Linked DNA regions of Homo sapiens: region 2 is linked to region 1. Evidence: chromatin loops called from intact Hi-C (ENCODE). Cell type or tissue: heart right ventricle. All regions are shown on one strand. Links, peaks and the distances in the headings refer to the core of each region. The heading gives the core; the rest is flanking DNA. Region 1 overlaps WWC3 (WWC family member 3). Region 2 overlaps WWC3 (WWC family member 3).

The links. Hi-C counts contacts between places; a loop is a spot of excess contacts. Peaks named below come from ENCODE experiments on the same cell type or tissue, not always from the same donor. Only the 100,000 strongest peaks of a DNase experiment are listed, where the experiment ranks them.
Region 2: it touches region 1 in a loop (6-fold over the local background); 9 of 110 quality-filtered maps call a loop at or near these places.

Annotation. Positions count from the first base shown.
Region 1 is chrX:10,103,988-10,106,903 of GRCh38, reverse strand. The region is part of intron 9 of WWC3 (WWC family member 3); the gene reads right to left. Among named protein-coding and RNA genes, the nearest start is that of CLCN4, 52 kb to the left of the region's middle. In heart right ventricle, for the core only: no CTCF peak of the experiment used is centred there; a DNase peak (open chromatin) is centred at 1,504; H3K27ac peaks cover 351 bases.
Region 2 is chrX:10,051,769-10,054,684 of GRCh38, reverse strand. All of the region lies in intron 2 of WWC3 (WWC family member 3), which reads right to left. Among named protein-coding and RNA genes, the nearest start is that of WWC3, 38 kb to the right of the region's middle. In heart right ventricle, for the core only: no CTCF peak of the experiment used is centred there; a DNase peak (open chromatin) is centred at 1,633; H3K27ac peaks cover 2,500 bases.

The sequences.
Region 1 (2,916 bases), core at 247-2,746:
GGTTGGAGCCTCGCTCCTGTGAGTGCTGTTGTTCCAATTTTGGGTATTAAAGGAAAAACAATTTCCAGAAAGGCTTTTCTTTGAAATATCATTTCAGTGAAATTAAATACATGGAAGTAAAGCAAGGTCATGGTTAAAGTTTGCAAAACAAAATAACTTTCCCGAGTTTTTTGTAAAGAGAACTAATAGCAGCTTAAAATTAGAGAGGATTTTTTTTTTTTTCTGTGAGCCAACTATATTCTTCAGTGATTTTTATTTTTGAGGGGTAATGCATTTTATGGCCTATATAAAATCTCTCCCAAATGCCTTTAAAAGCCTTAAAATATATGCCCCCGTGTCCTGATAGTGAAGAAAGCAAATGTTCAATCAAGCATGCAGGTTTCTTATTTATTATGTGTTTCCCAAATTCTATTCCCTGAGCAGGTCTAATGTAGACAGACATAAAATATGAATCATTTTTCCCTTATGATTTTTGCTCAAACACTTTTCTGTTACAACCCAGGCACCATTAAACCATGCATTTATGCCGCAGAAACTATTTAGACTCTCACAATTCACATGAAAATCTTAAATACGATTTGCATTTTTATAGGAAAACAATGCACTTTCAATAATAAAAAGTTCTGAGGCATATCAAGAATAATCCCTAATTATTTGAATTTATACCAAAAATCTGCAGTCTACAATATCATTTCTCATGGTCCTAAAATCCTGCTGCTTTCTGGAATAGCAAGCAGAACTCTGGACAGCCCACGGTCCTATCCCATGGTGATGAGTCGTGAGGGATCCCAATGGCACATTCCAGGACGCGGGGTCAGCTTAGAGCCTCATACCTTCAGATTGCAATTACGGCTACAGGTTCGATACTCCTTACATTTTCTCTTAGTTTTCTTGTTGTAAATACCCATTTAAATAAAAAGCAAAGGTTAAAGAAAACAGCTGAGATGTAAGTCAGATGGACAATGAAATCACTTCAGCTGATTGAACTAAACCAGCGTCCATTCTACTCAACTCTTTATGTCAGAAGTTTGAGAAGTCTGAATCTAGAATATGTGGGATAAGAAAGGTCTACTAATACACCAATATCTCACCCCGTCCTCAGCTTCCCAGCCCTGACATCTTCTCCCTTTGCAACAGACAGATCTTCAGAGAGCAACTTCATCAAATAAAAAGCAGTGAGTCTACAGGCTTCTCCGTGTTGACCAGAATAGGGAAGACAGAGCCACAGTGGCAAAGATGCTTTTCCTTATTTCTCACAACTGTGCCCCACCCCTAAAACCCAGATAGGAAGTCATTTGAGAAATGAAAAAATCCAAGTGATTGATCAAATTCAACTGGAATCATAACACTACACTGATCCTCGACAACTGATGAACAGCAGGACTGATCCTGGCAACAAAAACTAAGAGGCAGAGAAACTGGATGGACCGAATGTTTTGTTCCTATCTGGACTGAGAGTGTTTCTATGGTAACAGCTACAGTTTGTGCACAGTTCTGGAACAAGCGCCCTTAAGTTAAAAATAAGGAGCCATCTGCGTCATCGGGATTGCTTCAAGAAGACTTGCTCTTTCAACTTCACTTTTAAAATTTCTGAAATTTTAAAATCAATAGTGTGAATATTCCTATCATTAGGTCTGCCTTGGGAATCCGAAGAGGCGCTCCTGAGGCAAGGTGCAAGCAGTCCTTTTGGTACGCTTCACAGGACCCACAGTTAAAAACACAAAACTAGTCATCATGATAGTGGTCGTTTGGCCAGAGAATTCTCTAGAAATCACATCACCACTCAGAATTATGAGTTCCACTTCCACAAACTTCCTTTAAATCTGAATATATATGAAATCCAGCTGAGTGGGGTGGCTCACACCTGTAATCCCAGTACTTTGGAAGGCTGAGGTGGGTGGATCACTTGAGGTCAGGAGTTCGAGACCAGCCTTGGCCAACATGGTGAAACCCCGTCTCTACTAAAAATACAAAAATTAGCCAGGCATGGTGGCACGTGCCTGTAATCCCAGCTACTCAGGAGGCTGAGACACAAGAATCGCTTAAACCCAGGAGGCAGAGGTTGTAGTGAGTCAAGATCACGCCACTGTACTCCAGCACTCCAGCACTCCAGCACTCCAGCCTGGGTGACAGAGCGAGACCCTGTCTTCAAAAAAAAAAAAAAAAAAAGGAAAGAAAAAAAATCTGAATGTATATATATATATGAAATCCCTCATTGTCCAGAATTCGGCATTTTTGACAATTTCCCACATCTTAAAAATAATCTCAAATATATATGTGCAAGGAAAGACGTCCAAAATGCCTAAGGCATAAAATCCTCCACTGTTCAGAAGTGGCAAAGCACAGGAGGTTCTGCAGAGGATATACATGATGGTTTACTTTGTGTGTCAACTTGCCTGGGCTAAAGCTTGCCCAGATAGCTGGTACAAACATTATCTCTGAGTGTGTCTGGGAAGGAATTTCTGGAAGAGATAAGCATTTGAATCAGTGGACTGAGCAAAGAAGATCCACCCTCACCAATGTGGGTGGGCACCATCCAATTCATTGAGGGACTGAATAGAGCAAAAGGGTGGAGGAAGGGTGAATTCTGTCTGTCTTCTTGAGCTGGGACATCCACCTTCTGCCCTCAGACACCAAAGCTCCTGGTTCTCAGGCCTTCAGACTCTGGGACTTACACTATGACCACCCACCCACCCACCCCACTCCACACCCCACCCCACCCCCAGTTCTCAGGCCTTCAGACTTGGACTGAATGAGACCACTGGCTTTCCTGGGTCTCCGGCTTGCAGATGGTGGGACTTCCTGGCCTCCATAATTGCGTGAGCCAATTCCTATAATAAAATAATCTCTCTCCCTTCTCTTCCCTACCCCTACTCTTGTTGGTTCTGTTTCTCTGCAGAACCTAATACAGTAGGG
Region 2 (2,916 bases), core at 320-2,819, 52 kb after region 1:
CTCAGGAAATCCTAATGACTTCCTCCACCTTTTCTAAGCTACCTGGCTCACAGTGAGTTTCAAAGCCCGCCGGAACTTGGACACCAGCCCGCTTGTGGTTACTTAGGTGGTGAATTTGACCCTGTTTGCTGTGCTAGTTGCTTCTCCAAGCTTTTGGTGGCAAGCATTTACACTCAGAGCCACGGCTCTCCCGTAGCAGAGAACGGGTCCCTGAGCTCCCTGAAATTAGAAAGAAAAATTGATAAGCACAGTACATGGCATTCATCAGATTCCCAGGGATGTTGATCACCCCAAAAAAACGAAGCTCAGAAGTTCTTTTAGAGAGACTCCTCGTTCCTCTGTCAAAGTTTAAAATAGTAGTGAATGTGCCACAAACCTGTCACACTAATCCTGAAAAGCCATTTGGAATAATCATTTAAAATCTGTGTTTTTGCCCAAGGTATTTATTTAGAATATGCATAGGAATTGAACTGGCTCTTGTCTTCAAGTCCAATTCTATAAGTCTAGAATGTAGGGCAATGAGTAATTACACCTAGAACTCAATCTAAACGTTGCAACCATGTATTAATATAGTGTGAGTGTCCCGACTGTTAGTGATAGAGCCTCGGAACTAATCATTCTTAAATAACATTTGTAATTTCCTTGTGGAAATGTGAAGTCCTCTTAAGAATCAAAAAAAAAAAAATTATACATTGTCAGTCTTTTTATTGTCTCTAACACAAAACTATCATAATTAATGGACAAATTCCCAGACTAATATAAAAAGCAAACAGCTCCTCAAATGTATTTCAAGGAAAAAAGGGATGTTTAGAGGCTTTATGAATGGCAGTAAATCCGTAAGACACTTGACCATGGATGCCTGTAGGTGTTTTTTTGCGGGGGAGGTGGGGAATGACCACAGAGAATCAGATGCAGGTAAACCCCTGTGCCTGAGGAGTGCAAAGCTGCATTGACAGAAGACCGCCAGCCTCAGAGTCTTCAATCTGAAACACGAAGAGCACACCACCAAGATCTGTCTCACTGCTTCAGTGGTGACAAGGTGTAGCACTGTCCTCTAGCCCTCAACCATGTCCATCTCACTGAGACTTTTCTACCTTGCCATGAGCCTCCCAGGACACAATTCCCCTCATTGGCACCTACACCTTCCTGAACGTCCACCTGAAAAGCCAGGTTCCAGCATGTTCTCCAGGGCATAGCTTTTCACAGTGAAGCAATGGGCCAGCCAGCCTGAGAGAGCTGGGGGAGCCTGTTCACAGCCAACTCGCCTGAGTTTGAAGGTCAGTGTTACTGATATCCCAGCAGGGATATCACTCAGGTCATAAAACCCCAGTGAGAAATATGCCAGATGCATCTTTTAATTGTCACAATGAAACGGTACTACCCCATCAGTGAAGCCAATACTTAAAGGCTGCCTCCTATGAGTCGGTATTTGTTACCCAAAGCAATGGAGCAGCAACAGTGCTACATATCCACCAAACCCCTGCTTCCTCTTCCTCTTGGGCCCACAGAGAGATCACACTTCACAGTCTCTCTCCCTTGCAGCTGGGTGGCACCATGTGACTGGGCTCTAGACAATGGAATGTGGGCAGAAGCAATGTACACCCCTTCCAAGGCTTGTCCCAGAAGCTTCTGGCAGGATTCCCCATGCCTTCTCTCTTCCCTTGCCTGTGGGCCCAAAGCAAAGAACCCACTGGAGGACAGCAAAGCCTCAAAAAATGGGCAAGCCACACCACAGAAGCAGCCTGGGTCCACCCTCCACGCCCCAACCAATACTAAACTTACATGAGTGAGAAACTTCTATTCTGCTAAGCAATAAGACTTTGGAGCTGTTAGTATAGTTAGCTGGCTAACCCACTTGGAGATCTGGACAAAGGAAGGAAATAATCAGAATTTGTGAAAAGTCTGAATATTTCATCTCATTTGATGACATGAGCATCTTTAGTGATTCACAAAAAAGTTATCCAAGTATAGACATGTTTTGGAGAGAACTGGTTTGTCCTTCCCCACTATGGAGTCCTGCGGGGCAGGGGTAAGAAAGACCACTGCCCACATTTCCATTACGGACAGTGCTTCTTGCTTTATAGCATAGTCATCATTTGACAGGCTACCTCCCCTAACAGTCTGTGAGTTCCTTGGAAGAAAGGATTCACCTTTCTAAGCCAGAGCCCTCAAACACAAGAGTCCTTCATTAAAGTGCATGATAAATTAATCCGGCCAATTTCAGGAACTGATACCATAGAAAAACCAGTTTGGAGCCAATTAACACTTAAGAAAGAACTGGAAGGGGACAGAAGGGCATTTTAACTTGACTGAGATCACAAGGCCTAGATTATAAGAAATGCAGGACTCGGGAGGCCAGAGCACTACAGGGTCATTCCTCACTCGGACAGCTCTTTTTTTAGACAGATCTATCCTTGGAAGGAAGGTGACTTTCATCAGCTACCAGAGCTTGATGCAACATCCCTGAGTACCTCCCCTAGGTCTTTTGTTCTGAGTTTGCACTGACCATGCCACCTTCTGATCTACAATCTGGTTTCCTGAATGTGGGTCTGCCCACCAGAAAGGGAGTGTCCAGAGAAGATAAAGAGACAAGATCTTAGCAAGATGTTCTATCCTCCAGCAAAGAATAAACTGTTCTAGGAAAATCAGTCCAGGAGGTATTCAAGAAAACCAGCAAACCCCTGGGGCTCTGCAGCCCCAGTGATCCTACCGGTTCTCAGGCATGTTCAGGCATTGGTGCAATGGAAGTCCAAACACCTGAAAAATGCCACCCAGTAATGACTGAATACATCTAAGGTCCCTCGGTACATATTTTATTGAATCACAGACATAGATGGGAACAATTATTTAAAACTTTAAGGGAGAAAAACTTCAAACTGAGGAAACTATACTTTAAGTACTTCCTAGAGGTTGAGC